Linked DNA regions of Homo sapiens: all the other regions are linked to region 2. Evidence: chromatin loops called from intact Hi-C (ENCODE). Cell type or tissue: breast epithelium. All regions are shown on one strand. Links, peaks and the distances in the headings refer to the core of each region. The heading gives the core; the rest is flanking DNA. Region 1 overlaps ATXN1 (ataxin 1). Region 2 has its middle 65 kb from the start of LINC02543. Region 3 overlaps ATXN1 (ataxin 1).

The links. Peaks named below come from ENCODE experiments on the same cell type or tissue, not always from the same donor. Only the 100,000 strongest peaks of a DNase experiment are listed, where the experiment ranks them.
Region 1: a loop joins it to region 2, with 11 times the contacts of the local background. A loop is called at or near these places in 1 of 110 quality-filtered maps.
Region 3: it touches region 2 in a loop (25-fold over the local background); 1 of 110 quality-filtered maps calls a loop at or near these places.

Annotation. Positions count from the first base shown.
Region 1 is chr6:16,620,732-16,629,015 of GRCh38, reverse strand. All of the region lies in intron 3 of ATXN1 (ataxin 1), which reads left to right. Among named protein-coding and RNA genes, the nearest start is that of ATXN1-AS1, 140 kb to the left of the region's middle. In breast epithelium, for the core only: no CTCF peak of the experiment used is centred there; no DNase peak of the experiment used is centred there.
Region 2 is chr6:15,926,145-15,934,428 of GRCh38, reverse strand. No RefSeq gene overlaps it. Among named protein-coding and RNA genes, the nearest start is that of LINC02543, 65 kb to the left of the region's middle. In breast epithelium, for the core only: no CTCF peak of the experiment used is centred there; DNase peaks (open chromatin) are centred at 3,348 and 3,628; H3K27ac peaks cover 321 bases.
Region 3 is chr6:16,599,259-16,607,542 of GRCh38, reverse strand. The region is part of intron 3 of ATXN1 (ataxin 1); the gene reads left to right. Among named protein-coding and RNA genes, the nearest start is that of ATXN1-AS1, 160 kb to the left of the region's middle. RefSeq lists a silencer at 4,088-4,273. In breast epithelium, for the core only: no CTCF peak of the experiment used is centred there; no DNase peak of the experiment used is centred there.

The DNA of each region.
Region 1 (8,284 bases), core at 2,913-5,412, 690 kb before region 2:
ACTACCATTCGACCCAGCAATCCCATTACTGGGTATCTACCCAGAGGAATATAAATCATTCTACCATAAATTTAGACACATGCACGCAAATGTTCATTGCAGCACTATTCACAGTAGCAAAGACACAGAATCAACCTAAATGCCCATCAATGACAGATTGGACAAAAAAAATGTGGTACATATTACCATGGAATACTATGCAGCCATAAAAAAGGAATGAGATCATGTCTTTTGCAGGAGTATGGAAGGAGCTGGAGGCCATTATCCTTAGCAAACTATCACAGGAACAAAAAACTAAATACTGCATGTTCTCACTTACAAGTGGGAGCTAAATGATGAGAACTCATGGACACAAAGAAGGGAACAGCAGACACTGGGTCCTACTTGAGGGTAGAGGGTGGAGGAGGAAGAGGAGCAGAAAAAACAATTATTGGGTACTAGGCTTAGTATCTGGGTGACGAAACCATCTGTACAACAAACCCCCATGGCATGAGTTTATCTATTTAATAAACCTGCACATGTACCCCTGAACCTAAAATAAAAGCTTAAGAAATAGGTTATTTTAAAGACTATCCTAATGCATTTGTTTGTGTGTGAAATATGGTTTTGCTAATTAGTATTCTTTATTGCCAGTAAAAGTAACTCACTAGAGGGAGCTTCTAAGAAACGGGGATTTTGATGAGGGCACGTGGATATCCCATGGATTTTAGGGACGGGCACGGCTGGGCCTTGGGGAAACAAAACAAAACAAACAAATAAACCAAAAATCAAAACCAAAAATTCACATTGAATTTGGAGTTTGGGTCATATTGTATGAACAGGACTGCTTCCACCTGCATTAATAGGCAAATTCCAGAATACTGGGTGCTGAATGAACAGTCCAGTATGGATCTGTACGGAGGCTGTACCAAGGATTGGTGTCTGTTTATTTTTATTTGTGCTGCTATTGAAGATTTTCTAATCATTAGTGCTAATATTGCAGGAGAAAATAATTAATGAAGGTGTCTACTGTTCTATTGTAGTAATTTCTGTTTGCAGGGCTCATTAACATCTTTGATCAGAATGAGCAGCTCTTTTCTGGTTGGAATAGATGAAAATTATACAATGTATGGAGCCATTCTTCACCTTGTCCTTGTTTCTTCTTCATGTTGCTTCGACTTATTGCTCACAAGTTGACCTCCCCCTTAGAGCTGGGGTGGTCCAGCAGGGCTGCGTTGTGATGTGTATTCCTTTTGTGATAGGAGACTTGCTGAGAGAGGATCCTGTTTTTTTGTTTGTTTGTTTGCTTTGAGATGGAGTCTTGCTCTGCCACCCAGGCTGGAGTGCAGTGGCATGATCTCAGCTCACTGCAGCCTCTGCCTCCCAGGTTCAAGCGATTCTCCTGCCTCAGCCTCCCGAGTAGCTAGTATGACAGGCGTGAGCCACCACACCCGGCTAATGTTTGTATTTTTAGTAGAGATGGGATTTCACCATGTTGGCCAGGCAGGTCTCAAACTCCTGACCTCGTGACCCGCCCACCTCGGCCTCCCAAAGTGCTGGGATTACAAGTGTGAGCCACCGCGCCTGGCCGAGGACCCTGTCTTTAATGGGATGTTGGGTGATATGTATGAAATGGTTCAAGAAGCAGATGGGAAGTGTTTGGGAGGCCTACTGCCAGTGGCTCAGTGTAGCCAGGGAAAAACAGACACACCTCTGTGCCATCTCTCACATCTTAGAAGGTAACATTGAGTTTGCTGCATAGAACCATACAGTTCTAGGTCACCTGAAACTCAGAGCTCATGTGATCTAAACTTCTATATTTAAAGGAGGAAAGAGACTCAGAGAAGTAAAAATGGCTTGACCAAGAAGTCAGACTGGAACCAGAAGTGGACATATGGACTCCTCATTCCTGTTCCAGTACCGTTGCTGCCAGTTCACATTGTCTTTCTAAAATAGCCATTTATAGGGCCACAGCTCCATCTCAAACAAGGGCTTAGTATCTGTCAGTTTGCGAGGTCTACCATAACAAAGTAACCCAGACTGAGTGGCTTAAACAGCACAAACTTATTTTCTTATGATTCTAGAGACAGTAAGTTTGAAATGAAAGTGTCAGGAAAGTTGGTTCCTTCTGAAGTCCTTCTCCTTGGCTTGCAGATGGCCATCTTCCCCCTGTGTCCTCTCGTGGGCTTCCCTCCAAGTCTGTGTCCCAGTCTCCTGTTACAAGGACACCAGTCATAGTGGAATAGGGCCCTTTCATATGACCTTATTTTGTTTTAATTACCTCTCAAAAGGTCCAATTTCCAAATACAGTTATATTCTGAGAAACTGGAAGTTAGGGCTTCAACACATGAATTTTGAGTGGTTGTGGGGGGAAAAAATTCAGCCAGTAACAGTATCCATAAGTTAACTTGATTCATTAGTTGATTAAGTATGATTAAACCAGCTGGGCGCAGTGGCTCATGCCTGTAATCTCAGTACTTTGGGAGGCCGAGGTGGGTGGGCACATCATCTGAGGTCAGGAGTTCGTGAACAGCCTGGCCAACATGGTGAAACCCCGTCTCTACTAAAAAAACAAAAATTAGCTGGGCATGGTGGTGCGTGCCTGTAATCCCAGCTGCTTGGGAGGCTGAGGCAGGAGAATCACTTGAACCTGGGAGGCAGAGAGGTTGCAGTGAGCTAAGATCACATGCACCACTGCACTCCAGCCTGGGCAACAGAGGAAGACCCTGACTCAAAAACAAGAAATAAAGTAAATAAATAAATATTATTAAACTAGATTATATTGGTTACCAAGTCTTTACATGACCATTTTAATAGCCTTTTCAGATGTTAACTTTGCAATAATATGCAGCCAGCTAATTGAAAATTCTAGTGCCATAAATGTTTTTAATTGCTTACTATGTGTCAGGCGTTGTACTAGGCACTGGGGAAAACTGTAAATAAAAGAGACCCAGTTCCTTCCTTTTTTTCAGGTTGCAGTCTATCAGGAAAGGCAGACATTTAAAAAGGGTCTTGTGAGGACTGTTATGAAACAGGAAGTACGAGTGCCATTTCTATACCTTAGTACAATCACTCGTTTTAATTCACATCTTCCATGGTGGCAAGTTTGCCTCAGTGTCAGCCGGTCAATTGCCACTCAAGGGGATCAGAACATTTATGTATCTGGAATGCTTGGTACCTAGAGTTCTGAAGATCACTATTCTCATTCCAAATATGTTTTTTCATTGCCAGAATGCTCACTCAGTGACTGGATTAGTTATGTGTACTCTGCATTTTTCGAAGAGGGGAAAGCTGCTATTTTTATCATCTAGTAGCATTCTGATGACTCCTTGATAACATGGTTACTATACGGAACCCCATCTGTTTCTCTGCTGGGACCACATCTTAGTCATATTTTTGTCCCTAATGTCTGGCATCGTGCCTGGCATTTAGTAGGTCTTCAGTAAATATTTGCTGAATAAATGTATGCTGATTGAAAAATTGCCTGCTATTATCAGCTCTCTGTGCATGATAAATGCCTTGCCTCTCCAAAGCGATTGTAAGCTTCTGAGCAGGAACACCATGGTCACACATGGTCTGTCTAACTCAGCGCCTTGTAAATAATAGGAATGCCATCCCTAAATCCCTAGCCCCCTCCAGGATGGCCTGTCTTCCTTGCATCTGGGACTGTTGAAGATTCTTAATGATGGAAAAATCATATACAGGTTATTGCATAGACATACATTAAAAAATGTAGTTCGTTCAGTGTATCCCTAGTGGGCCTATGGCCATAAATTAACTTGCTCCCAGGGTAGGTAGTACTCTCTTCTTCACTTCTGCTGTAATCACAGCTGCCTTCATTATAGAATCATAGAGAAGTGAATTAAGGTGAACTTTGAAAGAAGGAAGAGATGCAGCTCACTTGATCGATGTGGGAGTGGGAGTGGGAAGATTTTTCTAGGCATAAGGATGGCATCAAAGAGGCTTGGCTGTTTTTCCATTCCCAGTAATCGTTGACAGTTTTTTATTTAACATTTAAAAAAGTGTCCTCCGAACCTTAGGCTGTTCAAAAACAAGTATTTCATGGTAGAGATTACGTCAAATGATAAGCGATGCATTCTGCGATCAGTGGCAGAAACAAAGGTTGAAGCTGCAGTTTGATGAGAATTTAAACATACAGAAGTCAAAAAATTCAGGAGTTGAAGTTAAACTGCAAGTGTGACTCAGTCCCCTCGGGCATATGGTAGTAGCATTTTCTGAATTGTGGCATATTCAGTTAAATTTAAGCCCTTGTTTTTGCAGAGTCGTTGTGTCAAGGTTGCAATGTGAGCAGTAACTTTAGACTTTCACAATTTTTTATATTCTCACCCACAGTATGTGCTGTTATAGCATTTGTGCACTGAAATTTGGTATAGCTTATAAAAATAAAAAAATGGTGCAATGCTCAATCTATGGTGCAGAATGTATATGATTATGAAGGAATAACCCTTCTGTTTGCTTGAACCCGACCTAATACTGAAACAAAACACCGCCACTTTTGCTTTTAAGTAAATAAATAAACCATACATTGTGGCAAAAGGCATACACTATAAAATTGACCGTCTTCACCATCAAGTGTACATTCAGTGGTATTAACTGAATTCACATTGTTGTACAACTGTCACCACCATCCATCTCCAGAACTCTTTTTTTTTTTTTTTTTTCTTGAGACAAAGTCTCGCTCTCATCCCCCAGGCTGGAGTGTGATGGTGTGATCTCAGTTCACTGCAACCTCTGCTTCCTGGGTTCAAGTGATCCTCCTGCCCCAGCCTCCCAAGTAGCTGGGATTACAGGAACCTGCCACGACGCCTGGCTAATTTCTGTATTTTTAGTAGAGACAGGGTTTCACCATGTTGGCCAGGTTGGTCTCAAACTCCTGACCTCAGGTGATCTGCCCACCTCGGCCTCCCAAAGTGCTGGGATTACAGGTGCGAGCCACCACGCCCAACCCAGAACTCTTTTTATTTTGCAAAATTGAAATTCTACCCATTAAATAGCAACTCTTCTTTTCCCTTCTCCCCCAAGCCCTTGGCAACTGCTTTTCCATTTCTATGACAATGTCTACTCTAGATACCTCATAGAGGGTGAATCATACAGTATTTGTCCTTTTATGACTGGCTTATTTCACTTAGCTGCTATATTATTAATACCAGCTTTCTGGGGATATAATTCACAAACTGCAGAATTGAATGGTTTTTAGTCTATTCACATCGGATATGTTTTTGAAGAGACAGTAAAACCAATCCTTTTTTCCTTAGTTCTCAGACACACACATGCTTCTTATCTGGCAAGTCCCGTTATAAAAATGCCATGAACTAAATGGGAACAGAAGATTGGGGGAAATATCTAGATTATTCTTAGTTTGGTTCAGATTAATTGAGATAGCCAGAATATTTTTGTAAGCATGTTTGCTTTAATTTAAATGTCTTCATTTTGCTTCCTGGAGCCAGCAATATGTGATTACTTATTGTTGTTCTTATGGGGTATTGTTTGCTTGCGTAGTTGATTGTGATGAGTTGGCTAGAAATTTAACAGAATGGAAATTTCTTCAAGTCTGGATTTGTTCAAAGAACAGTTTGAAATTGACCAAAGCGATAGATGGAACTGACACTTGACTTATTTGAGATCTGGAGTTCCCAGTAATGAATATTTTGGTCCAAGTTTGAAAAATGGCATTTCATGTTTATGTACTGCTGATAGGAATATTCATTGGTACAACCATTTAGAAAGACAGTTAGGTATTATCCAGTTAACAAAAACAAATGTGTATACCCTGTGACTCAGCAATTTTCCTTCTAGGTGTTTCCTAGAGACTTCTGTACTGTATACCACGAGACATGGAGGCTCTCCAGCACAGCTTTATTTGTGTTAATAATGGTTTAAAAAAATAAACCCAAACTACTTGAATGTTTATTAAAGTGAAATAAACAAATTATGATATGATCAAATGACAGAACACAATACAACAATGAAAGTGAATGATCTAAAACTATATAGGAGCAATATAGATACATTTCAGTAACCTGATATGAAGCCAAAAAAGTTACGTTGCAGAAAAATTCAAAATATGAATGATTATTTTTGTAAAATTTCAAAAGTATGCATCATTAAACAAGTAAAGTGGAATTTCACCCTGAGACAGTTAAAAAAAAAAGGCTAGAAGCTTAGAAAGACATGGATTAGAACTCGTTTTTCTCTGTTCTGAGAGTACATGTGGAAATGAAAGCTACCAGCTATTTCTGCCATTTTAAATGCTCATATGAAATTTCTAAGTACCCTGCATAGTAAGTCTTTAAAATATCACATACACACTACTGGCAGGCTAAAAACCAACAGAAAGATGGCTGGGTAAAAAGAAATCATGCATGCAGAACACTCTTACTTTTAAAAATTTACATTCCTGAAATAGAATTTTTGGAGAGAAGCTTTTCTTGAATGATGTTAGATTGAAGGATATAACTAAAAATAGAACTGCAGTCTTTAATAAATGAAAATTAGTCAAGATTCTAATTAGTACTTCCTGTGTTCGATACTAATTTTGTCAGTTCATTTCTTTACTTAATGTGGGCTGTACCTATTCGCACATCCCTTGTACTCTTTGCTTGTTTGGTTATCGTTATGAGACCACCACCAACCACCACCACCACCACCATGGTCATCATCATCATCACCATCTCCTAGAGCACATGGTTTTATGAGCCCTGAGCTAAGCTCCTTACCGTTTAATGCAAACATGTTCCTCCCTCAGGGTCTTTGCATTACTCTAAAATAACACCCTCATCAGTTTTTATCCCCTTCACCGGTTTAATTTTTCCTTATTGCACTTACACATACTTGTTTGTCTTTCTCATTTCACTAAAATTTGAGAGTGATGTTAAGTCTGTGGAAGCAGAGCCCATGCTTACATCTGTCACTTGTGTATTTCCAGTGTTTAAAACTGGGCCTGTCACACCTAGAAGCTCACTGATCATAATCAGTGATCATCAAGTGAATGAATGCCTGAATTAGCCCAACAACTCTTTGAGGTAGTTATTGCTGTTACTATTCTACAGATTTTTAAAAATGGTGGCACTCAGATAGATTAAACTACTCGCCCACATTTACCCAGCTTGTGGGTGGTGGAGGCTAGAATTCAAAGCCAGTGTGCCTGACACCAAAGCCTGTTGTCTTAACTACTCCACTTTTCTGCCTATCATCTGCTGCTAGTTCTCAGTGACTTTTTATTTATTTATTTTTGCATAGAGCATCTTTTCTTCTTTTCGGGCTATCAACTCATCATTTGTTTAATTCTTTGTTTTTTGTTTTTGAGATGGAATCTCGCTCTGTCTCCCAGGCTGGAGTGCAGTGGCACGATCTTGGCTCACTGCAACCTCCATTGCCTCCCGGGTTCAAGCCTCAGCCTCCCTAGTAGCTGGGATTACAGGTGTGCACCACCACACCCAGCTAATTTTTGTATTTTTAGTAGAGACGGCATTCTCCATGTTGGCCAGGGTGGTCTTGAACTCCTGACCTCAGGTGATCCACCTGCCTTGGCCTCCCAAAGTGTTGGGATTACAGGCATGAGCCGCCGGGCCTGGCCTTGTTTAATTCTCTGTATGCACCTTTTTGATAAATAGTTGTGTCTCCTTTTAGGGCTATTTCTGTTTTGCATATACAAAGACTTTACTCATATTTCAGGTTCAGCCAATTTCAGCCTCTTGCAGCTAACGCCCTTGCCGTGTTTAGTGCTATTGTCTGGGCTCTGAGACTGAAGCAGGTCTGTGAGAGCAGCCGACAAGGTGTCAAGAAGGAAGGATGCAATAACCCACTGAGCTGCGTTATCTCCTAAATGCATGTGTCTTTATGCCATTGCTAATGGCATCTAATGACCTTGGGCTCCGAACAGGTGCTGCCTTGTAATCTGCGCTCATTTGTCTCTTTCTACACTGCTAGATTTACTGAAATAACATGAACAGGGAAAGCAAATGCTTTCATGGATGCCAGGAATGCTTTATTTATCTTTTAATTTTCTTTCATTTGTTTCGGGATGTAGAAGCCCACTTTGGAGTTGAAATAAAACAACTAATGTTCAGAGCTGAGGTTGTCACCCTTTTTAGTAGGACCTCAGATCTAGAAAGGGCCCCAGAGAGTTCTCCTTTGCTTATAGAGGAGAGTGTAGTCCTGTGGGACCACATGTGGTGCTGGCCAGCGGAGTAGGTGGGGGTCCTAGAACTTATGCAGCCTGACTCCCTTTCTGGGGCTCCTTCTGAAACCCAGTGGCATCCTCCTTGGCACTTTGCACACCCAG
Region 2 (8,284 bases), core at 2,248-4,747:
ATAAGACCCTCCTAGCACAGTGAGCTCTTGAGGGCCTGGTTCTAACCACATAAATAACCAGCATCCTTGTGACCAAAGCTGCCATCAGAGCCGTTGGAGACCTGTTCTAACTTTCTGCAACTCAGCTTTGATGTTTTAAAATTACCAACCATTTTGAGAATTATATGCAAAACGTGGTGCTAAATACTGTTTAATATACAGAAAAATGACAGGTCGTTGTTCTCAAAATTTTATTAGTTAGTAGAGGAGATAAGCAGGTACCCAAATAACACAGAAGCATGAATAAGGTTGGAAGGGGAATTGGAAGGGGCTGAGTATGGTGGGACAAGCCAACCCTTCCATGGGCTCCTAGTTCTGCTGTGGGATGGTTGGGCTCACAGAGCCCATCCTCACAGAGCCTTCAGCTCTAGGGAGAGTGGGAAACAGGCTGCTTTTCAGTTCCAGTCCTGTCCCCTGAGGAGTTAGAGCATGCTGGGACCACTAGGGACCTCCCTCTAAGACTTCCGGATGGCTTCAAGGACACTGGGGTCACAGAACAACACCATTTGGCAGATGGCAGAGGCTGCCTCGGGGAAGGAGAAAGGCTGTCTCTGATGCCAAGCCAGAGATAGAAAACATTTTCTCTGAGTTAGAGAATGGGAAGCATGCCCTGATCTGTTTGGAAGAAGCAAATTGGCCTAATATACCTGTACTTCCTCATCATTTATAGGTCATAACCCCTTTTGAACTACGGACCAATGCTGCAGAAAAAAGAACCTGGACTCATACAACACATTGCATAACTCCCATAGTTTCTCAGATGCTTTGGAAGCCATGTATGGATTCCCAGTGGGTCCATAAACCCTAGGTTAAACATTGCTACATGAGGTGGTTTTTAAAAATGTCTGCAGAGGAATTTTTAGGGCACTGAAACTATAATGGTGGATACATGTCATTATGCATTCCCATGAAATGTACAACATCAACAGTGAACGCTGATGTCAACTGTAGACTTTGGGTGATGATGCATCAGCGTCAGTTCATCAATTGTAACAAATGCACCATTCTGGTGGGGGATGTTAATAATAGGGGAGGCTGTGCATTTGTAGGGGCAGGAATTATATGGGAAACCTCTGTACCTTCCTCTCAGTTTTGCTGTGCACCAACCACTGCTCTAAAAAATGAAATCAGCCAGGCATGTCAGCTCACACCTGTAATCTCAGCACTTTGGGAGGTCAAAGCGGGAGGATCACTTAAGCTCAGGAGTTTGAGACCAGCCTGGGCAACAAAGTGAGAAGGTGAGACTTTATCTCTTACAAAAAAAATTTTTTTAAACTTAGCCGGGTGTGTGGTGCACACCTATACTATAGACCCAGCTACTTGGGAGGCTGGGGTGAGAGGATCAGGATCATTTAAGCTCAGGAGTTTAAGGCTGCAGTAAGAGTACAGTGATGGTGCCACTGTACTCTAGCCTGGGTGACAGAGCGAGACCCAGTCTCAAAAAAAAAAAATATATATATATATAGATATATACATATATACAAACACACACACACACACATACATATGTATATGTATAATGAAGTCTGGTTTTTGTTTTGTTTTGTTTTGTTTTAAGATACAGGGCCTCGCTATTTTGACCAGGCTGGTTTCAAACTCCTAGGCTCAAGTGATCCTCCCACCTCAGCCTCCCAAAGTGCTGGGATTACAGGGTGAGCCACTGCACCTGGCCGAAGTCCACTTTTTAAAAACAGTGGTGGCAAATTATTTGATACTCCTCTCATTCAAAGATAAATTCTATGCCCCTCATCTTGAATTTGGGCAAGCTTGTGACTGCTTCTACCAATAGACCATGGCTTCCAAAGCTAGTGCATAAAAGTCCATGCAGCTTCTACCTGATTCACTTAGGCTCGCTTCAGGGATACTCCCTCTCAGAACTCAGCTCCATGCCAGATGGAGTGTTGCGGGAAGTCAGGAACCCTGAACAGAGGGACTGGCTGAAGCCATGGCAGAAGAACATAAATTGTGAAGATTTCATGGACATTTATTAGTTCCCCAAATTAATACTTTTATAATTTCTTATGCCTGTCTTTACTGCAATCTCCGAACAAAAATTGTGAAGATTTCATGGACACTTATCACTTCACCAATCAATACCCTTGTGATTTCCTATGCCTGTCTTTACTTTAATCTCTTAATCCCATCATCTTCGTAAGCTGAGGAGGATGTATGTCACCTGAGGACCCTGTGATGATTGCGTTAACTACACAAATTGTTTGTACAGCATGTGTGTTTGAAAAATATGAAATCTGGGCACCTTGAAAAAAGAACAGGATAACAGCAATGTTCAGGGAACAAAAGAGATAACCTTAAACTCTGACTGCCAGTGAGCTGGGTGAAACAGAGCCATATTTCTCTTCTTTCAAAAGCAAATGGGAGAAATATTGCTGAATTCTTTTTCTCAGCCAGGAACATCCCTGAGAAAGAGAATGTGTCCCTGAGGGGAGGCCTCTAAAATGGCCGCTTTGGGGGTGGCTGTCTTTTACGGTCATCGCAGTGGGATGAAATAAGCCCCGGTCTCCCATAGCACTCCCAGGCTTATTAGGATGAGGAAATTCCTGCCTAATAAATTTTGGTCAGACCGGTTGTCTGCTCTCAAACCCTGTTTCCTGATGAGATGTTATCAGTGAAAATGCCTGCCTGAAACTTCATTAGTAATTTTAATTTCACCCCGGTCCTGTGGTCCTGTGATCTCGCCCTGCCTCCATTTACCTTGTGATATCTTATTACCTTGTGAAGCATGTGATCTCTGTGATCCACACCCTATTCGTACACTCCCTCCCCTTTTGAAAATCACTAATAAAAACTTGCTGGTTTTATGGCTCAGGGGGCATCATGGAACCTGCTGATGTGTGATGTCTCCCCCAGACACCCAGCTTTAAAATTTCTCTCTTTTGTACTCTTTCCCTTTATTTCTCAGACCAGCCGACACTTAAGGAAAATAGATAAGAACCTATGTGAAATATCGGGGGTGAATTTCGCCCAGTAATGTAGAGGCTATATGGAGGCACTGTGTAGGCAGTCCCAGCTGAGCTCAGCTTCTATGGGTTGAACTGCGTCTCCGCAGAAATGTTAAAGACCTAATCCCCAGTATCTGTGAATGTGACCTTATTCGGAAACAGGGTTTTGCAGATGATCAGGTGAGGATAAGGTCATTAGGGTGGGCCCTAATCCAAAATGATGGGTGTCCTTATGAAAAAAGAGGATGTGGGCACAGAGACAACACACACACAGAGAAAGAACATCGTGTGGAAATGAAGGCAGAGATCAGGGTGACTCCTCCATAAGCCAAGGAATGCCAAACGTTGCCAGCCAATGACCAGGAGATAGAAAAGAGGCATGAAACAGACTGTTCCTTCCTGACCTCAGAAGAAATCAACTTTGCCAACACTTTCATCTTAGACTTCCAGCTTCCAGAACTGTGGACAATAAATTTCTGTTGTTTTAAGCCATCCAGTTTGTGGTACTTCATTATGAAAGCCTTAGGAAACTAACTCACCGTCCTAGGAGTGATTCCTGCCCAGATTCCAGTGCAAATGAAGATGTTATCTCAGAAGAGCATGCTGCAGAACCCAGACATTTGAGTCCCCTGCAGCCATTCAGGTCTTCCCAGCTGAAGCCACAGACATCTTACGGTGGAGGCAAGCCATGGCTACTGTGCCCTGATTGAATTTCTCACCCACAGAATCCATAAACTTAATAAAACGGTGGTTGTTTGAGGCCACTAAGTGTAGGGTTGTTTGTTACTCAGCAATGGTTAACTGGAACACTACTTGAAACTCTGATCTCTGACCAATCTAAATTACGTCCTCTTCCTTCCTTATCTGCAAAGGGGGATGGCCTAATAAATTATTTAAACTAAATGTCCATGGTAATGGCATCATAGAACCTGAGAATTAGAAGGAAACTCGATACTCCCATTTAAGCAAAAACAAATTACCCACAGTCCCAGCTTCATTCAAATCAAACAGCTTTCATTTTTCCCTTTCAATCCTTGTGCATACATAATTTGCACATAGTTTATTCAAGATTCATGCAACATAGTTAAAATCAGAGTAGACGTAATTTTGGAGTCTGCTTTTTCCACTTGCAATTTATCACAGCATTTCAATATTGCTATATAGTCTTTATATTACTTTAATTGCAAAAATTTTTAGAAGTGATTGTACTTCAATTTACTCAATCATTGTCTTTTTGAACAACATAGAAGTTTTGATGTGAATCTTCTTTAACTGCAATATTTTAATTATTGTTCTAAATTAGGGGTCAGTAAACTATGAGCCTGTGAGCCAAACTACCCACCCTATTTTTCTACTGCCTGTGAGCTAGTAAGTTTCTTAAGTTTTAAATGATCAAAAAGATTTAAAATAATATTTTAACACACTAAAAAATTATGTGAAATCCCTAATCCAGTATTTATAAAGTTTTGTTGGAACACAGCCATGCCCATTTAGTTACATAATGTCTGTGGTTGCTTTCACAATACAATGGCAGAGTTAAGTGGTTGCAACAGAAACAATGACCCACAGAGACTAATATAATTACAGTCTGGCCCTTTACAGAAAACATTTGTCAACTCCTATCCTTAATTTACATCAAACCACCTGCCTCAGAGATTCCAACCTGTCGTTGGCTTCCTTCATGATTTTGGACTTGCCAACCCCCACAATCACATAAGCCAATTCCTTCAAATCAGTCTCTTTGTATATATGATCTCCTGGTTCTGTTTCTCTGGAGAACCCTGACCAACACAGCATCTAACATGCTTTTGTAGAATTAATAAAGCTGTACTGAAGGAGAAAGATCCTGAATGTTCAGGAGTGCTGCTGGGCCGTGAGGGATTGCCTTAGATGGGCCTAGCACACTATACACATGGAAAGAGCCTGAGCTTGGTGTCTGATTCGGTTTGATCACAAGGAAGAGAAATCCACTCAGACTAGGCAGAGTTGAAGACTTATTGGAAGGATACAGAGATGCTCCCAGAATCCAAGGGCAGGAAGCAAAGCAGGGTCTCACAGGACTCAGACATCACCAGGTGGCTTCTCTTTCATCTCTCTGATTCTGAGACTACAGAGTCCCTCTCTCTTTCCACATATCCCTTGCTCTCTCCAATGGAAGGCCAAGTTTTTCTGCTCACCCACAGACCCCCATGGCCTCAGGACTCTGTGGCATCACCACTGCCTTGACCTTCATTGTCTAACTGACTCCATTTCTCAGTCTTCCAATTATAAACTCCCAGGACAGAGATCTGATTGCCAGGAGCCTGCCATATACCCCTGGTCCACAGCTATAGGCAGCCAAGGGTCGTGTGGCACAAACATGACACCTTCCCCACCACCGCTAATTAAGTAGAGGATAAGAGTGTCCATTTCACAAAAAGAGTGCTCCAAAATATGTCTACCGCAGACCTGATACCACCCTATCTTAGTATGCTAAGGCTGCTATAGCAAATACCACAGTTGGGGTGGCTTAAACATAAATTTCTTTCTCACCATTCTGGAGGCTGGAAGTCCAAGATCAAAGTGCCGGAAGGGTCACATTCTCCTGAGGCCTCTCTTCTTGGCTTGCAGAGAGCCACCTTCTTGCTGTGTCCTCACACAGCCTTTCTTCTATGTGTGCGCATCCCTGGGGTCTCTTTCTCTCCTTGTAAGGACACTGGACTTACTGGATTAGGGCCCCACCCTAATGGCCTCATTTAATCTTCATTACCTCTTTAAAAGCCTTCCCTCCAAATACAGCCACACATCAAGTACTGGGGGTCGGGGCTTCAATACATGAATTCTGGGGGGCACCTATGATGGTGAGTTTGATGTGCCACTTGGGCTAGGCTGCAGTAGGTCGTTATTCAGGCACCTTTGATAGCACACCCCTTCGGCCAGGGGATCCTCAGTAATTTACTTTTTTAAAAAGTGGGGACAATATTGCCTCATACAATTTGTGTACAGACTGGAAAAGGGGATGAGTATAGAACATAAATGATAGCCATTATGATCATTATTATTTCTCCCAAACAGGCAGGCAGGGCACCCACTTCCTGTGCTTCTGAACCACTCTTGCTTTGTGTCGGATGGCTTTGCTCTTGCCCTCTTCTGTCCTGGGTTAATCGTGGCGTATTCACACCTTACATGGGATAAGTAGGGTATTTTAACCATCAATTCTATTATCCAGTTATGTTAATGGTCCGTGAAATAACATGTGAAGAGCCCATTAAACATTGTGAAAGAGTCTCCATTTCATAAAAATGAGGGAATAATAAGAGAGGCCAATGTAATTCACTGCTGAGCAGGGGAGAGGTTGACTTTCATCTTCAGATGCCCTTCTAAGAGAAACAACTTTCATAACTTAGAACTCAGCATTTCAAAAGAATTTGGGGAATGGCTGACCCTTCTAGGCATTCACCAACAGGATGTTTCTGACCAAGAAATAATTAAAAGTGTATGGAAAGAAACACAGGAAAGACATTTAATAGCTTGTAGTTGAGATGAATTTTGATCTAAAATGTTAATTTTTTTCTTTCAACACTCTATCCTACCCTCTGAGTCCTACTTAATTGCCCAACTACAGTCTGTCAGTCTTGTGTATAACCTGCTTAGAAAAGGCTGAAAGGTAATTGCATAAACAACTTCCACCTAGATCCTCCTCCTGTTCTGAGCCTAATACCAGCCCTGCCCCCAAGCTCTCAGGAACCTCAGGAACAATGGACTCTAATCCATGCCTACGCATGAATCTCTGAAGGCCATCTCTTCATTTCTTCAGACTGTTTTGTCATAGGTTTATAGATTTCCTGGAATACTTTCCACACTTGGCTTCTGAGACATCACACTCTCCTGGATTTCCTTGTATTTCCTGGGCCAATACTTCTCAGGTACCTTTGCTGGTTTCTCCACACCTCCCCGATCCTTATCACTGGAGACCTCAGGAGCAGGGTTTGGACTTCTTTTCTGTTTCTACAACCATGCCTTACATCCAGTCTCACGGCTGTAAATGCCATTTATAAGCTGACGTCTTCCAGATCTAGCTCTTGCCTGGACTCTAGACTCATATGTCAGCTGCCCACTGAAGTGCCTAACAGGCATCTGAAATGTTAACTTTCTCAAAATCAAACTCCTGATCTTCCCCCAAAACCTGCCGCATCTACACTGTTTCCCATCTTAACATCAACTGCATCCTTGCAGTTTCTCAAGCCAAGAGTTCTTCATTCATTTTTCTTTTCATTCTTATCTCCCAGTCCGACAGCAAATCCTGTCAACTCTACCTTCAACATATACCTTGAGTCTTGCCACTGTTTACCACCTTCACTGCTGGGATCTTGATCCAAGCTACCATCATTTCTCATCTTGACTATTTTTTTATTTAATAGAGATGGGTCATGTCATGCTGTGCAGGCTTGGGTGCAGCAGCTATTCACAGATGTGATCATAATGCACTATAGCCTCGAACTCCTGGGCTTGAGTGGCCCTCCCACCTCAGCCTTCATCTTGAGTATTGCTCTGCCTTTGTTCCATCTTAGACTATTCTTTACCCAGTAGTCAGAGAGATCCTTTAGATCATAATCAGACCATGTTGCTCCTCTACTCAACTCATCAATGGCAGCCATTTCCCATAGAGCAAAAGCCAGGATCTGTCCAGTGACCTCCGGGCCCTGAAGGATTGGGCCTCCCTGCCATCCATTCTCTCACTTCATCTCCTCTCCCCTCCTTCACTCGCTCTAGTCACACTCACCTTTTTGCTGTTCCTCCACCCATGCCAGGCATGCCCCTCTCTCATATGTTTACTGTTTCACCAGCCTGGAAGACATTTTCCCCAGGCAGCCACATGGCTGGTTTCCTTACTTCCTTTTAAGGCCTGGATGAAATGTTACCTTCTCTGTGTGGCATTCTCTGGCCATGCTATTTAAAATGACAGCCAACTTCCCAATCTGTACCAGTACTTCCTGTCCCCCTTCCCTGCTGCGTTTTCTCTGTGGCCTTGATCATCATTCGACACACTAGATGTTTTCTTGCATGTTCTATCTCTGTCTCAACACTGGAACCCCAGGAGGGCAGGGCTTTGTCTATTTTGCTCACTTCTGTATCTCTAGCCCCAAAAACAATTTAATCTGTTGTACGAATATACAAATGATTGTTCCTGCTGGAAAATTTTCAAACCACCTCACATTACAGCTGAGAAAACTGAGGCAAAGCCAATGACAGTTTGCCAAATATCACATAATTTGTTAATGGCAGAGTTGAGAGTAGAGCCCAGT
Region 3 (8,284 bases), core at 3,872-6,371, 670 kb before region 2:
CAGACACTGACATTCCATTTTGAAGTTACACATGAATATAACACTGACACATTGGGACATGCTTTCCAAGCTCAATTACCATGCAGCGCAATATCAATTAAGTGGATCATGAAACATGTGTCTGATTGTCTCACTTGCATAATTTACATTTTTTGACAACACTTAATTCTCCCTTATATGTCCAGGTTTCCTATTTTGTGATGCACATAATTGCAGAACTTGGGAGCTAGAATGGACCTTGGAGAGGTCCCTTACGCCAACCCTTTCACTTCACAGATGTAGAAACTGAGGCTTAGAGAGGGTATAACTTTCCCAAGGCCACAAAGGACTAGTTTACAGCAGAGCTGGGCTTATATAACAGGGCTGCCTGGCCGGACGCGGTGGCTCATGCCTGTAATCCCAACACTTTGGGAGGCCAAGGCGGGTGGATCACCTGAGGTCAGGAGTTTTAAACTGGTGAAACCCCATCTCTACTAAAAATACAAAACATTAGCTGGGCATGTTGGCGCATGCCTGTAATCCCAGCTACTTGGGAGGCTGAGGCAGGAGAATCGCTTGAACCCGGGAGGCAGAGGTTGCAGTGAGCCAAGATCGCACCATTGTACTCCAGCCTGCGCAATAAGAGCAAAAGTCCGTCTCAAAAACAAACAAACAACACACACACACACACACACAACTCATGGAACTGTATACTTTCCCCCAAAATTCAATTTAGGGCCGGGCGTGATGGCTCATGCTTGTAATCCCAGCACTTCGGGAGGCTGAGGCGGGCGGATCACGAGGTCAGGAGATCAAGACCGTCCTGGCTAACACGGCGAAACCCCATCTCTACTAAAAATACAAAAAATTAGCCAGGTTTGGTGGCAGGCGCCTGTAGTCCCAGCTACTTGGGAGGCTGAGGCAGGAGAATCACTTGAACCCAGGAGTCGGAGGTCACAGTGAGCCGAGATCGCACCACCGGACTCCAGCCTGGGCGACAGAGCAAGACTGTGTCTCAAAAAATAAAAATAAAAAAAAAAACCCACAAACAAAAAAACCACAAACAAACGAACAAACAAACAAAACAGGGCTGCCCATTATCCCCTGCATGGCTCCAGAGCTATTCTTAAGATCCTCTGCACTTTGGATCTTAAGATAACATTAGATTTCATAGTATCCATGAAATAACTTAGACCTGGTCTTGGAAATACGTTTCACCATCCAGGTACCCATCACATGTGTTCGCAGGTGAGGCTTTCTTAGCAGCACTATGTAAGGAGACATAGTAAAGAAATATTTATTGAATACTGAATATTGATTGAGCCTATGTCCTGTGCTAGGTGTTCTAAATATAGAACCTTATCTCATCCCATAACTCTTTGAGTTAATTGTCATTCTTTTTGTTTGTTTGTTTTTGAGACAGGGTCTCGCTCTGTCTCCAGAGTGACACACTGTACTCCAGGCTGGAGTGCAGTGGCGTGATTGTACCTCACAGCAGCCTTGAACTCCTGGGTTCAAGCGATCCCCCCACCTCATCCTCCTGAGTATCTGGACTATATGTACGTGCCACCACACCTGGCTAATTTTTTAAACATTATTTGTAAAGTTAGGGTCTCACATGTTTCCCAGGCTGGTCTTGAACTCCTGGGCTCAAGTGATCCTCCCATCTCAGCCTCCCAAAGTGCTGGGATTATAGGCATGAGACACTACACCTGGTCAGTATCGTTATCTTGGCCATTTTACGGTTAAGGGAATATAGACCCGGCAAGTTTCTATAGCTTGTTCCAGACCACATAGCTAGTAAGCTTTGAGGCTCATCCTAGGGTCACTGCTTGAATAACCTGCATTTTTCTACTGTACCATATGTATTCTCCTGCTAATCTTCTTACTGAGAGAGATGGTAGTTCTTCTAAGTATCATATGATCCAAAAGTTGCTTAACCAAGAGCTCCAGCATCTGAATCCCTGAGCATACCTCTTCCCCCATGCATCATACCTGTTTCCCATTCTCTTTGAATAATTTTGAATTGTGAGCAAATGTTCTTACAAAATAAAGAAGAGAGTGTGTCCCTGCAGCATTGTCTAAGTGCAGAGGATCTTAAGAATAGCTCTGGAGCCTTGCAGGGCTCATGGGCAGCCCTGTTATATAAGCCCAGCTCTGCTGTAAACTAGTCCTCTTGTGGCCTTGGGAAAGTCATACCCTCTTTAAGCCTCGGTGTCTACATCTGTGAAGTGAAAGCGTTGGCGTAAGGGATCTCCTCAAGGTCCATTCTAGCTCCCAAGTTCTGCAATTACACGCATCACAAAATAGGGAGCCTGAACATATAAAGGAGAATTTAGTGTTGTCATAAAATGTAACTTATACAAGTGAGTCAATCGGATACGTAGTTCATGATCCACTAAATTGATACTGTGCTGCATAGTAATTGGGCATTAGTGGAAGCAGTTCACGTAAAAGACTATAATTTGTATTACTTTTACACCATTGCAACACTTTTTATTGTTCCTCAGTCCTTGATTTGTTTTCTAATGTCTCTAGTGTGTTTAACACTTTCTCTTGTTATGATATGCACCATACATGTGCATGTAATATAATTCACATATATAACATGAAAACATCTGATTCCCACATCTAACAGTCAGACTTCCGTTTTCCTCTTTTCCAAAATCCAGGTGGTCAGCTGGGTGCAGTGGCTTGAGTGTGTATTTCCAGCACTTTGTGAAGCCAAAGTGGGAGGATTGCTTAGGGCAGGAGTTTGAGACTAGCCTGGGCAACATAGTGAGGCCTCATCTCTACATTTTTTTTTTTTAATCAGCCAGGCATGGTGATGTGTGCCTGTGGTCCCGGCTACTCAGAAGGCTGAAGTGGGAGGATCACCTGGTTCCAGGAGGCTGAGGCTGCAGTGAGCTCTGATTGTACCACTGCACTCTAGCCTGGGCAACAAAGCAAGCCTGTCTAAAAAAAAAAAAAAAAAAGAAGAGAAACAAAATCCAGTTGTCTGAAGAGGAACAACTTCTTCCTGAGACATTTTCTTTATTTCTTTTAATTTTGTTTTCTTTTTTTTAGATACAGGGTCTCTCTCCATCACCCAGGCTGGAGAGCAGTGATACAATTGTGGTTCATTGCAGCCTCGAACTCCTGGGCTCAAGCAATGGTCCTACCACCTCAGTCAGTTGAGTAGCTGGAACTATAGATGTGCACCACGTGCCACGATAATTTTTGTTTTTTTTTTTTTTTTTGAGACAGAGTTTTGCTGTGTTGCCCAGGCTGGTCTTGAATTCCTGGGCTCAAGTGGTCTTCCCTCCTTGGCCTTCCAAAGTGCTGAGGTTACAGGTGTGTGCCATGTGCCTGGCCTGTTCCTCTTTATCTCTTTGTATTGAGAGGTTCTTGAGAAGCATTTCCATCTGCTTTCCATCGTTTTCTCCCATGTGCAGACTTGGTTAAAAGACCTTGAGGAATCCCCCCTTTACGAAGCCTTATCCATGAGAGGACAAGATAAGGAGACCCTTGGTTTGTGGATTCAGCTTCCATGGTCATTCCCATCAGTTCCCACCACTTCTAGGAGAGATAGTATCACTCGATGCTGACCTGGAAAATCCTGGTAGAGACCCAGGAACTCATAGGACTCGGTCCCCACACCCTCATGCCAGTACCTGTGTGACGGAGAGGCGCCCCTTTGCATGGGGTGCTGCACAATGCCTTCGTCAATCTTCTGCCACTGTCCTCATCCCCACCCCAGCCTGCTCACCTCTTCCCCTGTACCCCACAGCCACCAGGCCAGTTTCACCTGGTGGAACACTTCCCCCACTTCACCTGCTGTGCCTCACCTACTTCCTCCTGCCTGTTCTGGTGAAGCCTCCCGCGTCTTTTCTTGTGGTAATGCTCTTTTCTGCCTCTCTAAACTTCTGCCAGTGTTTTTGTATTTGATTTTTGAAATTCAACTCAGACCTCCAAATGAGGCCTAAGTCAAGCCTAGCTTTTGGCGAGCTCACCCCATTTATGGTGGGGGCCTGCCTGGTCACCTGCTCGTCTTAAAACCTGCCTTTCCTTATGGAACTGTGTTTTCAATGAGGTTCTGGCCGCTAAGCACTCAAGGCTGTGTACACTCAACTGTTGGGCTGTTGGAGGTCTCCCCATGAGAACTTTATTACAGAATGGAGTATGGAGCCTGGAAAGGGAAGGTGGCCCAGTGAGGAATGGTACTGCATTCTCAGTCTCTGGGTGAGTTGAGGCAGGGGACCAGAAGGAGAGGAGGGAGGAGTGGGAAAGGCTTAAAGCCTCTTGGAAGGAGAAAAGCCAGGGGAAAGGAGAATGGTAACTGGGAAATGGGCTAACCTCAGACCTGCCTTTAGCGGACGCCTGGCTCGAGGGCCCAAGACCTCAAGCTCTCAGAAACTGGTAAGAATCATGCTGTCCCAGGTCCCAGTGAGGTGACTCTAGGTAGGAGGCCCTTAGCAGAGGTGGCTGGGTCAATCCCAGTCGGCTGCTTTTATCTTTTATTTTATCGGCACTTAGAAAGAAAGTATGGTGCTCCTTCTGAGAGGGCTCTTTAACATTGCAATGGGCCAATCACTTTATATCATTATCTCATAATTATTATATTACATTACATTATATTATGATAATTCCTGTTTTGTAAATGAGTAGCCGAAGCTCAGTTACATAGCCTGTCCATGGTCACAGTGGAACATGAACCCAGTTTGTGATGTCAAAGCATTTCTATCTTTATGGCAAGCCTTCATAGGAAGCAAAAGAAGCTTGCAAAAGTAGGAGACGTTACCTTATCCTCTTTCCCCGTTCAGAATTTGGGCTGCGGCCAGGCTCAGTGGCTCACGCCTGTAATCTCAGCACTTTGGGAGGCCGAAGCGGGTGGTTCATGAGGTCAAGAGATCAAGACCATTCTGGCCAACACGGTGAAACCCCATCTGTACTAAAAATACAAAAATTAGCAGGGCATGGTGGCCTGCGCCTGTAGTCCCAGCTACTTGGGAGGCTGAGGCAAGAGACTTGCTTGAACCCAGGAGGCGAAGGTTGCAGTGAGCCAAGATCATGCCACTGCACTCCAGCCTGGGTCACAGAGCGAGACTCCATCTAAAAAAAAAAAAAAAGAATTTTGGCTGCTCACTGATGTTAGAATTTAAAAGAAAGTAAAGTGATGCTTCAATTAAAAAAATTAAAAGCTTAAAAAAATTAAAAGCTTTAAAGTATGGATTTTTTTTGGTGGGCGGAGCAAAAACAGTGACTGAAGTGTATTCATATTGAAACACTGTGGTGTTTCACTGGTGTTCAAGTTGACAGGGCAGGGGTGGGAAAGAATTACGGAGTAGAAACCCCTGGGGCCCAATGGGGAGGCACCTAGAGGGCCTAAGGGGAAGGATCCTACAGATGAACTTGACCTTCTTTATGATTTTGCGGAAGACAACTCTGCTTATCTTTCCTCTGGGACCAGTAAAATAGCTGTTGGGGGCAGATGCTTTGCTGATGCTTAGTATACAAAAGACAGCTTATATGGGGGCAATATTAATTTTCTTAAGTCCCTTGGCATGGATTCTGAAAACTTTAAGATTTATGATTTGAGAACCCTGACTCTAAAATACGTGAGAATTTTCTGCTTGCAAAATAGATTACGCTTGCACAAAATACGCTTGCACAAAATCTTCTACTTGTATTTCTACTCTGGATTGTTGAAACAAATTGATTTTTTCTTTTTTGAGACAAAGTCTCACTCTGTCATCCAGGCTGGAATGCAGTGGTGCAATCTTGGCTCACTGCAAGCTCCGCCTCCTGGGTTCACGCCATTTTCCTGCCTCAGCCTCCCGAGTAGCTGGGACTACAGGTGCCCGCCACCACACCCAACTAATATTTTTTGTATTTTTTAGTAGAGATGGGGTTTCACCGTGTTAGCCAGGATGGTCTCGATCTCCTGACCTCATGGTCCGCCCGCCTCGGCCTCACTAAGTGCTGGGATTACAGGCGTGAGCCACTGCGCACAGCTGAAATAAATAGATTTTAAGTGGCTGGCTGGCTCTCAGATTGCATCCTGTTAGAAAGTCAGAATAGAAAATAGATGCATTTTAGCAGTGTTGGAAGAATAAACTCAAAGTCCCCTGGAAATCCTGGACCCCACCCACCTCTTACCAAGTATCCAGCAGGAACCTTCTTCCTTACTATTGTTATAATACATTCTAGCCCCAGTAATTTGTTCCACGTATCTCATTAGAGTGAAGATAGCAACATACTTAAATAAGAATTTCATTTTTCAGTTTTAGCTTTTGATGTAGGCTAAATGCTCTGTGTCACATAACTTAGACTACCTACATGCCTCATACACTGATACCCTATTTTGAAATTACACATGAATTTAACACTGCCACGTTGGGACGTGCTTTCTAAAGTTACCTATGAAATAACTTAGATCCGGTCTTGGAAACACCTTTTACCAGCTAGGTACCCATCACATAGCTTAGTAGGTGATGGTGGGGTCCTTCGTTTTTTTGACTACCCGTATAATTTCAGGAGCAAGCCTAATTGTTATGCCTCCTTTGTTATTACCTCCCCTAGCCTAGATAACATGCCTTCCAAATTGTATTGAGAGTACACAGGAAGACAACTGCAGCAGGCAACCAGCTCTAACAACTGCGTCATTTTCTAAGAATCAAAGGAATTACTTGAGTTTCTAGTTCTGGCTTTGGCTTGCCAGACATATACCTTACCCCAGCGAGGTAAATGATTCAATCATTTGGGAATGATTGAAGTTGCTGCCTAATTCATAACTTATAGGTGATTAAACTTGTAAAGTATTTTGAGGCTGTTTCTTTCATTCATTTATTCCAAACAAACATTTGTTGTTGAATGGGTAGTGACTTTGATTTTAAAACACTATACAGACATAAAATAGTGGCAGCTTGTAGATAGCAATTTTTTAATTTGCTGTCCTTAAGGAATTTCGTTACCAAATCCTCACGAATCTTGAACCTTAGAAGAATAATCCTTTCCTTTGTTGGAGTTTTAAATTTAGAATAATCAGACAATAGTGAAGCATTCTGTTCAAAGCATTCCTTTTAGGCTACCCATTTATTATACGCTGCTCTTAAGAGGAGATGAATTTGATTAGCATTGAACATTCAGTCAGTGTTTTTGCATAGCTAATATCACGGAGAAATTTTCAAAAAAAGTTATGCCTGCTATTTAACATTATTATACAGTCAACTTTTAATTATCTGTATTAATGGAATGTAATCAGTGATGTGTTGCTCCAAAATCATTTCCTTTGGCTTTGAGAAGCACCGGATGATGCTTTTATTGGTTTGTGGTTTTGCTTAGATAGTATTAAAATTGTGCCACATGTGTGCACATAGCTCATCTTAGGGAGGAAGTAGCCCAAAAGTATACTGGGGGCTAGGGAAAGGTCAACTGGAATTTTTAAACCTACCACAGATACATATACAATGGATGACCCCAAGATTATTCATCTTAATTATTAAATAAAAAACAATGGCCAAGAATTATATAATGGCAGCTGTGTAAGAAAAAAGACGCAATGAACCACATGTGAGATTTCCATGTAGGACACACATTGTTTCCCACCTTTCCCTTTTGAAATTTCCTGAAAGTGAAACACTCTCATAACACTACAGCAGTGAACACTGTTAGATTTAGTGATCCTCCAAATGCATTTTGCTGGTGCTCCAAATAGGCCTCTTGGGGGAACAGAAGGAACAGAAGGGCTGATGTCTTGACATGTTAATGTTTCTAGATAATGTCACCTTTAGGTGTGATAGCTGTTACTGTTTATTATTTTTTAAATAACCCTCTTGTTCCCATTCATTCAAGTTAAGCTTTTTTTTTTTTTTTGAGACGGAGTTTCACTCTGTCACCAGGCTGGAGTGCAGTGGCGCGATCTCTGCTCACTGCAACCTCTGACTCCCTGGTTCAAGCTGTTCTCCTGTCTCACCCTCCTGAGTAGCTGGGATTACAGGCACGTGCCACCATACCCAGCTAATTTTTGTATTTTTAGTAGAGACAAGGTTTCAGCATGTTGGCCAGGATGGTTTCGATCTTCTGACCTCATGATCCGCTCGCCTCAGCCTCCCAAAATGCTGGGATTACAGGTGTGAGCCACCATGCCCGGCCTAAGCTTGTTTTTTTTTTAATGAATAACAATGATAGAAGGAAATCTTTGGAGGGTTTATCTTCTTAGTAGCGGCCTTTCAAATTTCAAAAGTCTTCTCAGTGCACAAATCTGTTTTTGCATGAGGCTGCTATAGGGCCAGCACTTTTAGTCCTCTGTGGCCTGTTCACCTGA